Regions from separate parts of the Homo sapiens genome. Here all the other regions are linked to region 1. Evidence: chromatin contacts called from ENCODE Hi-C or POLR2A ChIA-PET data. All regions are on one chromosome and are shown on one strand. Each heading gives the region's core, a stretch centred on a gene start or an enhancer-like site at or near the end of the contact. The rest is flanking DNA. Distances are from core to core; before and after follow the strand shown.

Region 1 (3,143 bases), core at 397-2,896:
TCCACCAGCAGATATAATGCATGTGTCGTGAAATTGCTCCTGCCTGTCCATCAACCTTTTAAAGAACAGGATTCATCTGGGTGGGACAAAAGCAAAAGGTTACTGCCATCTATTGGCTGATGTCAATATTAGCAGAAATGAATTCAGCCTACAGGACTAGGTCCAAACAACTGGGAAGGCTGAAAGAAGCATTTTGATGTTTTGCAATGAAGCCTTCTGTTCACAGTTGGCAAGAAGATGGCAACTCCTTCAGTGCCCCAAAGGTCCTGGAACTCGTAATAATGATAACCATATATGACTTGTATGGAGAGCTTGCCGTATGCCAGCCCAGTGCTGAAGCTCTATGTAGACATCAGTGTAGCACATAGGATAGGAATGTGGGCTCTGGAGTTTGGAATCCCTGAGCATCACTGAGCCTCGCTGGGCCTCAGTTTCCTCATCTGTAAAAATGGGGATAATTATAGCCTCCATCTCAAGGGGCTGGTATGGAGTCAAACCAGTGAATATAAGCAAAGTGCCCTGAACAGGGCCTGGCACATAAAGAGGACTGCACAAGAGTTAGCATGAGTAGGACTCTCACGGGTATGATCCTTGCTCTTTGAAGCCAGTTTCTCCCACAGGTGCCCGGTAGTGAGACTCTACCGAGGAATCCAGCAACATTTCTGATTCCTGTGATCCTCTCACCGAAAAGTCAATTTGGGGCCCTGGAATTTGTATTTTTAGCAAATGCCCCAGTGATTCTCATGATCAGACACCTATAGAAAATAGTGTGATGGTGACCATCTTCAAGCTTTTTCCAGGAGTGAGGATGCTCTAGGACACAGGACTCTTATGTTAAAATTGGAAAACCCTGGGCAAACCAGAATGACTTGGGTGGAGACTTTTTTTTAAATCCCCGTTTAATAGATGGGAAAACTGAGGCTCAAGGCAGTTCAGACAGTAATTCTTGTCTGTAATAGTTTTCTCCCATTTCTCAAAAAGGAGAAAAATAAATCAGATAGAGTTTTTCATGATAAACGTACAATTGAAAGAGCTAACTTTCATTTTTGAAAAAGAAAAAGTTTGAATGGGGTGTTAAAATGCCCTTTCTTTCATGAACTGATTATATGAGTGTTTTGTCTTTATGACCTTATTTTACATTAAACATACGAAGCTATGGTGGGTGGAGGGGTGTTGTTTTTGAAATTAGACTTGTGTTTGAGGGTTTGGCACTTTGCCACTGGGGGTTGATTGTGGAGGTTCAGATGAGAAAGCCCCTTCACTTCCCCGCCTCCTGCCTGTGTTATGGGGGCCCATGCCCAGACTGGGCTGCATGTGAGAACCTCCCACAGAGTTCTGAGATCCCCATGCCCAGGCCCCTGCCAAACTGATGACAGCAGATTCTCTGGGGTGGGGCTGGGCATCGGGGTACTTTCAAGATCTCTAGGTGATTTCCATGGCTGAGAGCCCCTGTTTTGGATATTTCTGGGGTGAGTGAGTGAGTGTCTCCTGGGGTCAGAACTCTCCTGGCTGCTGCCTACCCTGACCTAGACAACCAAACCCACGGATTCTCAGACGGAGGAATAGCTCAGGCTTCGGAGTCCACAGACCACCATCACCCAGGCACCTGAATACACTCACAACCCTTCTAGGGGCACTGCTTTGCTGACGCACTGTTTCGTGAGCTTGCAAATCAAGAGAACTGTCCTGGGCCTCCAGCTTCCCTTCCCCCAGAACTGGCGGGCAGGGCAGGCTTTCCAGCTGGTTATTCAGAAGCAAGCCCAGATGCCCCACCGGAGGTGGGTGGAGGCTGCCCTCCGCAGTCTCGCTCTCCTGCATCTCTGGGGTTCCCCTCTCTCCTCTTGAGAACAAGAGATCTGGAGTGAGACAGGCATCCGTAAAATCCCACGATCGTGAGGCTTTGGGCAAAGCACTTGACCCTTCTGAAAGTATCTTTCTTGTGGAAAATGACAGTATTCATAATGGTGGCAATAATAAACACATTTAGAGTGTTTTCTCTGTGCTGAGCAGTTCTGATTTGCATATATTTGCCTCTCTTGGTCCTCCCAACAACTCTCTGAGTTAGGTACTTTTATTTTCCCAGTTGTCTTATGAGAAGCCGGAGCACAGAGAGGTTGAGTGGCATGTCCTGATACATCGTGGTACCGTGCGAAGGGGTAAATGTGATGGGAAAGTGCCTGGCAGGGCGAGCACCTAGTAGCTATTAGTGATATAGATGTCCCAAACTCAACTCATGATGGTTCGACTGACAATATTTCAACTTTATGATGAGTATCTATCTATCATCTATCTATCTATCTATCTATCTATCTATCTATCTATCTATCTATCTATCATCTACTTTATCTATCTATCTCACACACACTATATATATAACATATTTACAATGTTTAGGGTATTTTATTTTGGTACCAATTTTCCAGGACTATATATCTATATTTCATATTTTGGATATCTTGTCCTATTCCTCGATGACTTACATTGCTTTGCTAAACGTTTTCTCCTTGGAAATATGCTGTTCTTTGTTTCTCCCTCACAATAAGTGGAGCACAGCGTTTCTGGAGTCAGGAGCGATTTTGGCCCCGAAGGGGCATTTGGAAATGCCTGCATGCAGTTTTGATAGTCACGGTTCAGCTTTGGGGGGCGTGCACTGGTATCCGGTGGGTAGAGGCTGGGGACGCTGCTACATACCCTGCAATGCCAAGGACCGCCCCCTTCCCCCAGCGAAGAATTGTCTGCTTTGCTGAGGGTCGCTAGTGCTGATATTGAGGGGCCCTGCTCTAGTGCCTGGACTTGGGGATGTTCTCCTCGTGTTTGTAGCCAGGTGTCACCTAGGGATCTGCATTTCTGAAAAGCACGTGAGTAAATTCGTCTGTGGTGGTGAAATAGCGCAAGCCCTCTGCCTGGGCTCCCCTCTGGCTCACCCTGGCCATATGCATAAGCCCTGGCTCCGTGTCTGAGAAGTGAGGGGTGGAGGGAAGGACCATAATAGATTCCTTGCGTGGAGCTCCTGTGAAGATTAGAAGGGTGTGGCCCATGTGTTGTATAACTGGGTGGCTGGTGCACAGCAGCTGAGGAATAGAGATAAGCTGTTAGTATAAGCAGTAAATAAAATGGACCATACATTAGCAGTAGTAATACCT
Region 2 (3,143 bases), core at 219-2,718, 220 kb before region 1:
AGCCTCTCGAGTAGCTGGGATTACAGGCGCCCACCACCACACCCGGCTAATTTTTGTATTTTTAGTAGAGACAGGGTTTCACCATGTTGGCCAGGATGGTCTTGATCTTCTGACCTCGTGATCTGCCCGCCTAGACCTCCCAAAGTGCTGAGATTACGGGCATGAGCCACCGTGCCCGGCTCAATTTGTTTCTTTTTAAATTTAATTTTAAATTTAAATTTTATTGATTTATTTATTTGTTTTTGAGACAGTCTCTCCGTCACCCAGGCTGGAGTGCAGTGGTGCGATCTCGGCTCTCTGCAGCCTCCTCCTCCCAGGTTCAAGTAATTCTCCTGTTAGTCCCATTTTATGGATGAGGAAACAGGTTTCCTGAAGGCATTTGCTTTGGGTTAGAACATAAAGCCAGCGAGTAGGGGAACTGGAATTCAAATTGAAGTCCGTTTGACTTAAGAGGCTCCACCTTTGACAATTAACATGCTGTCTACACAACACACACACACACACACACACACACACACGCGCGCGTACATTTTATAAGCGCTGAAGTTGTAAAAGGGTAACCTTTGATCCTTACACTACCTTATACTTCACAGCAAACTTTTCCAGAGAGTTTCATCTCAACTTCCAAGGAACTTTTCCCAGCACTTTGGGAGGCTGAAGCCGGTGGATCACCTGAGATCAGGAGTTCGAGACCAGCCTGGCTAACATGGTGAAACTCCATCTCCACTAAAAAAAAATACAAAAATTAGCCAGGCATGGTGGTGGGCACCTGTAATCCCAGCTACTTGGGGGGCCGAGGCAGGAGAATCACTTGAACCCGGGAGGCAAAAGTTGCAGTGAGCTGAGATCATGTCACTGCACTCCAGCCTGGGCAACAGATGGAGACTGCGCCTTAAAAAAAAAAGGGGGGGGCCGGGCGCGGTGGCTCATGCCTGTAATATCAGCACTTTGGGAGGCTGAGGTGGGCAGATCACCTGAGATTGGGAGTTCGAGACCAGCCTGACCAAAATGAAGAAACCCCGTCTCTACTAAAAATACAAAAATTAGCCAGGCGTGGTGGCGCATGCCTGTAATCCCAGCTACTCGGGAGGCTGAGGCAGGAGAATCACTTGAACCCGGGAGGCTGAGGCAGGAGAATCACTTGAACCCAGGAGGCAGAAGTTGCAGTGAGCCGAGATTGCGCCATTGCACTCCAGCCTGGGCAACAAGAGCAAAACCCCATCTCAAAAATAAATAAATAAAAACAAAACTTCCTTTTTTTTCTTTTTTCCCTTTTTCTTTCCTTCCTGCTTTCCTCCTCTTTCATCCTTCATTCACTTTTTCTTCAGAAACGCAGCCAGGCACTGTGCTAGTCACTGGGGAGACAGGTGCGAACAAGACACACACCTGTAGTTTGCCTCTTTGCAATCTGGCTTTAAGGTGCTGCAGGCATTGAAGCCACCAGGTTCGTAAATGGCAAGCCACAAGAATTTTGCAAAAGGTCCCAGAAAGTGAGGAAGCCACTGAGGTCATGACTGCAGGGCACTCCCACTGTGCGAACAAAAAGTGAGGCCACAGCTGCTAGGTGCCACCACAGGAGGAAGCAAAAATATCATCTCCTTCCTGCCAAGAGGCCTGAGAGGACGCAGCTGCCTGCACCTCGGCATGTCCAGCCTGCATCCTGCTCCTCACCCTGGCTAGGATGGTGCCTCCCCAGCTATGCAGTCAGTGGGCTGTGTGGGAGCCATTGTCCCCACGTCCACCTCCCAGAAACCTCACTGCTAGGATTGGCCCTGCCTTTCACCCAGGTGTGGCCACCAACTACTTGACCTTTAGACATAAAGTTTTTTCTTTTAACTTTTGGTGGCTGCTTCACAAACATTTTCTTTTTATCTCCCTCTTCTTCTTCTTTTCTCCCTCTTCTCAAAAGAGGCAGCCTCTGGAAAACAAAAGAAAAAGACAGAAAGAGGGGGATTTAAGGACTATCGAACCCTCCCCTCCTGCTAAATGTTTAGGTTTTCATAGTCCTTATTAACCCTATCCATGGTTCCATTAATGAAACATCCCTCAATTCCCAATAATAACAGCTAACTTTAGGCCAGGCGCTGTGGCTCACGCCTGTAATCCCAGAACTTTGGGAGGCCAAAGTGGGTGGATCACCTAAAGTCAGGAGTTCGAGACCAGCCTGGCCAACATAGTGAAACCCTGTCTCTATTGAAAATACAAAAAAATGAGCTGGGCATGGTGGTGCATGCCTGTATTTCCAGCTACTTGAGAGGCTGAGGTGGGAGAATCACTTGAACCCAGGAGGTGGAGGTTGCAGTGAGCCAAGATGGTGCCATTGCATTCCAGCCTAGGTGACACAGTGAGACTTCACCTAAAAAAATACTACTACTACAATGACTACTACTAGTACTACTACTTGTAATAGCTAACTTTAACCAAAGACCTTATGTGAGCCTGCACTAGCTCACAGAATCCTTCCAATACTATGCAATGTAGGGACTGTGATTATCTCCAATTATAGATGAGAAGCTGAGCCTTGGAGGGAGGACTGCCATCTGTCTAGCATTAATGGTTAAATAGCTGGAAAATGGTGAAGCCAGGCAGGTCAGACTCCAGATATATATGTGCATTTATTGCAAACTCAACTTTCATTTTCCTTTACCCATGTATAGAACCCATCACAGAGGAAATGGATTTCATGTGAGTCACATGCATATTTTTTCTATAACATTTTGGAATACTTAAGCACCATCAATTAAAAAGTCACATATCTCTCTGGGTTCTTTGGTGATACTTACTGAGTGGAAGTAGACATTATGTTCTCTGTCCATAACTGATCAGCTCAAAATCTTTGTTAATTATTGTGCCCTGAGTTAACTTACTCATTATTTCTTTTTGAAAGATGGTAGGCTTGAAAATATGTCTAAGGAAAAATCATATTTGTGTGGATATATTTTTTTAGCCCTCTATGTAGATTCTTACTGCACTGGGGCATAGTCTCACAGGGTTAAATTATTCAAGCCACAGACAAAAACTTGTACCCAAATGTTTAGAGCAACATTGTTCATAATAGTTAAAAGGTAGAAACAATAAAAATGTCCATTAGCTGATTAATGGAGAAACAAAATGTGATCTATTCACACAATGAAATATTATTG
Region 3 (3,143 bases), core at 220-2,719, 170 kb before region 1:
TAGCTTAAAAACAATATTATTGGCCTGGCGCAGTGGCTCATGCCTGTAATCCCAGCACTTTGGCAGGCTGAGGTGGGCAGATCACCTAAGGTCAGTAGTTCAAGACCAGCCTGGCCAACATGGTGAAATCTCATCTCTACTAAAAATACAAAAATTAGCTGGGTATGGTGGTGGGTACCTGTAATCCCAGCTACTTGGGAGGCTGAGGCAGGAGAATCACTTGAACCCAGGAGGCAGAGGTTGCAGTGAGCTGTGATTGTGCCACTGCACTCCAGCCTGGGTGACAGGGCAAGACTCTGTCTCAAAAAAATAAAAAATAAAAATAATATTGTTGCCTCTATCTCCCCTTTCCCTTTCCCCTTCTCTTTCCCTCCCCTCCCCTCCCCTCCCCTCCCCTCCCTTCCCCTCCCTTCTCCTCCCCCTCCCTTCCCCTCCCTTCTCCTCCCCCTCCCTTCCCCTCCCCTCTCCCTTCCCCTCCCCTCCCCTCCTCTCCCTGGCATCTTTTAAAGTGGGTGACAATGGGGTAAGGGTTTAGATCTAGGCTCTAAGTTTAGGCTACCCAGGTTCAACTTCTAATATTGTCACATTAGCTGCTTCCACTTGGGTCCACCTCACCCCTGTAAGCCTCAAGTTCCTCCTCATTTGTAAAAATCGTAGTGTGATACTATCTGCCTTGCCAAGTGCTGGGTGGATTAGAAACAATCATGCATGCATAGCACACGGTAAACGATCACTATTAAGCCACTCCCACATGTCCATTATTGAAGCAGGTGGTGTGAACAAGAGAGGCATGTATGGTCTTTGTTCACAAGCATCTCTCCCTCTCTCCCTCAGCCTTTCTTTCTCTGTCTTTTACACACACACACACACACACACACACACACACACACACACCAGTTAATGACATCAAGGGGGAAGTTAGGAAAGATGAAAAATTGGAGACCAAGACGGTCATAACATGGTTCTAATTTGTGGTTAAGAAATTCATGAAGGAATAGGTCAATGTGTACCCAGAGAAAGGAAAGATTCACTTATGAAGAACGTGGGAGTGAATCACAAGACTGTCACTGTCTGCAACCCTTGAAGGGGCCCCTTGACCATCTTGCTGGGCGATTTGAATCACCAGATGTGGTCTACCACAGTGTCTCTCATGCCGCTGCTCACATATGAACTTCATGATTTTTGCCATATCTCTTGCTGCCTTGTTTAGTGTTGACTTAAGATTTTTCTTTCATTATTTGGATATTGACTACACTGACATAAAAAGGAAACTTTATGTCACTATGGTAAATGGGAGGCTGATTTTCTTGCCACAGATAGAAACTGTGAAAAAAATACATACCGTTTTTTTTTTTAAAGAATGCTTTTTTTAAACTTTTTTTTTAGGTTCAGGGGTACACGTGCGGGTTTGTTATATAGGTAAATTGTGTGTCATGGGGTTTTGGTGTACAGATTATTTTGCCACCCAGGTAATAAGTATAGTACGAATAGGTAGTTTTTCCATCCTCTCCCCACCCCACCCTCCACCCTTAAGTATATATGTGTTCATGAAAATACACAACTATTAAAAGTAATACAGCCAGGTGCAGTGGCTCATGCCCGTAACCCCAGCACTTTGGGAGGCCGAGGCGAGCGGATCACCTGAAGTCAGGAGTTTGAGATCAGCCTGGCCAACATGGTGAAACCTCGTCTCTACTAAAAATACCAAAATTAGCCGGGCGTGGTGGCGTGCGTCTGTAATCCCAGCTACTCGGGAGGCTGAAGCAGAAGAATTGCTTGAACCCACGAGGCAGAGGTTGCAGTGAGCCAAGATCGCATCACTGCACTCCAGCCTGGGCAACAGAGCGAGACTCCACCACAAAAAAAAAAAAAAGAAAAAAAAGTAATACATAATGTTGCCGATAGCTCTCTGAATACCCTTCTGTATCCCACCAGTGTTTGGTATAACATACTTCAGGGTGCACCACTCTTGCAGAAAAAGCTGAAAATTCTGTATCTTTAGTTATTTGATTTTTTTTTTGTTTTAGAAATGGGGTCTGGCTCTGTCACCCAGGCTGGAGTGCAATGGTGCCATCATGGCGCACTGCTGCCTGAATGTCCTGCACTCAAGCTATCTTCCTGCCTCAATCTCCCTAGTAGCTGGGACTACAAGGCGTGAGCCAACACGCTGGCTGGATTTCTGCATCTTTAGGTTCTTAATCCTTAACCTTTTTGCTTCTCAGTTTCTCATCATTAGAATGGGGCTGTTTCACTGTGCACAGTGTCTCACACCTGTAATCTCAGCACTTTGGGAAGCCAAGGCGGGAGAATCTCTTGAGGCCAGGAGTTTGAGATCAGCCTGGGCAACAAATCAAGATCTCCATCTCTACAAAAAATTTAGCCAGGCATGGTGGTGTGTGCCTGTAGTCTTAGCTATTGAGGAGGCTGAGGCAGGAAGATCACTTGAGCCCAGGAAGTTGAGACTGCAGTGAGCTGTGACCACACCACTGCACTCCAGCCTCGGCAACAGAGCAAGACCCTGTCTCAAAAAAAAAAAAAAAAAAAAGAGTGAGGATGTTTATAAAAAGAGTCATTATTATTGAGAAATGACTGAGCTGAGCATTTTGCACCCATTCGTTAATATAGCCTTCATAAAGTTTCCATAATGATGTGGTATTATTGAGGTGGTATCTATGAGGCCACCGAGGCACAAAGAGGTAGTTTTGTTCTGTCACACAGCTTGTCACTGCAAGGAGTGCGAACCCAAGACCATCTGAACATGAAGCCTTGACATCCTGCAGTCCTGCCTCTCTGTGCTAGCCACTTCATGGGGGCTGAGAGCAGCCGAATTAACTAACGATGAAGAAGATGCACTGGGGATAAAGAGGAGAGGCTACTTACTGGTGCTTGCCGTGGGCCAGAGACTCCTGGAAGTACTTTTTCTGTATCAACTCATCTCATCCTCATCATAGACGTATAATGGAAGTCTTAGTATTATTCCCATTTTACAAATAAGGATGTTGAGGTACAGAACCTTTAATTAACTTGCATCCAGTAAGTGCTGAACCTGAATTGGAACCTAAGGGGTCTGGTTCCAGAGCCTGTCCCCCAACCTGATAAAGGCATCACACAGATGGTACAACTGTTTATATCATCACCGGTGA

Evidence for each region. A loop is a pair of places that touch in the nucleus more often than their neighbours do. ChIA-PET counts read pairs that join two places held with the same protein, here RNA polymerase II (POLR2A). Pooled maps may share reads with other maps.
Region 2: a map of GM23248 shows a loop between it and region 1 (2.5-fold over the local background). The contact joins two enhancer-like sites. A Hi-C loop is called at or near these places in 1 of 168 maps with a recorded cell type or tissue (GM23248), 9 of 37 single-sample maps with no recorded cell type and 4 of 50 pooled maps. POLR2A ChIA-PET finds 5 or more read pairs at or near these places in 2 of 52 experiments (Caco-2 and activated naive CD8-positive, alpha-beta T cell).
Region 3: a map with no recorded cell type shows a loop between it and region 1 (12-fold over the local background). The contact joins two enhancer-like sites. A Hi-C loop is called at or near these places in 2 of 37 single-sample maps with no recorded cell type and 5 of 50 pooled maps. POLR2A ChIA-PET finds 5 or more read pairs at or near these places in 3 of 52 experiments (GM12878, MCF 10A and Panc1).

Annotation. Positions count from the first base shown.
Region 1 is chr20:54,062,830-54,065,972 of GRCh38, forward strand. All of the region lies in intron 1 of BCAS1 (brain enriched myelin associated protein 1), which reads right to left. Among named protein-coding and RNA genes, the nearest start is that of MIR4756, 4.1 kb to the right of the region's middle. Within about 2 kb of position 1,647, at least 4 of the 41 ENCODE cell types and tissues checked have a DNase peak (open chromatin) inside an H3K27ac peak, as active enhancers do; they include GM12878, where a contact is called at or near this core.
Region 2 is chr20:53,838,148-53,841,290 of GRCh38, forward strand. No RefSeq gene overlaps it. Among named protein-coding and RNA genes, the nearest start is that of BCAS1-AS1, 76 kb to the right of the region's middle. RefSeq lists an enhancer at 1,529-2,099. Within about 2 kb of position 1,469, at least 16 of the 41 ENCODE cell types and tissues checked have a DNase peak (open chromatin) inside an H3K27ac peak, as active enhancers do.
Region 3 is chr20:53,892,367-53,895,509 of GRCh38, forward strand. No RefSeq gene overlaps it. Among named protein-coding and RNA genes, the nearest start is that of BCAS1-AS1, 22 kb to the right of the region's middle. Within about 2 kb of position 1,470, at least 7 of the 41 ENCODE cell types and tissues checked have a DNase peak (open chromatin) inside an H3K27ac peak, as active enhancers do; they include GM12878, where a contact is called at or near this core.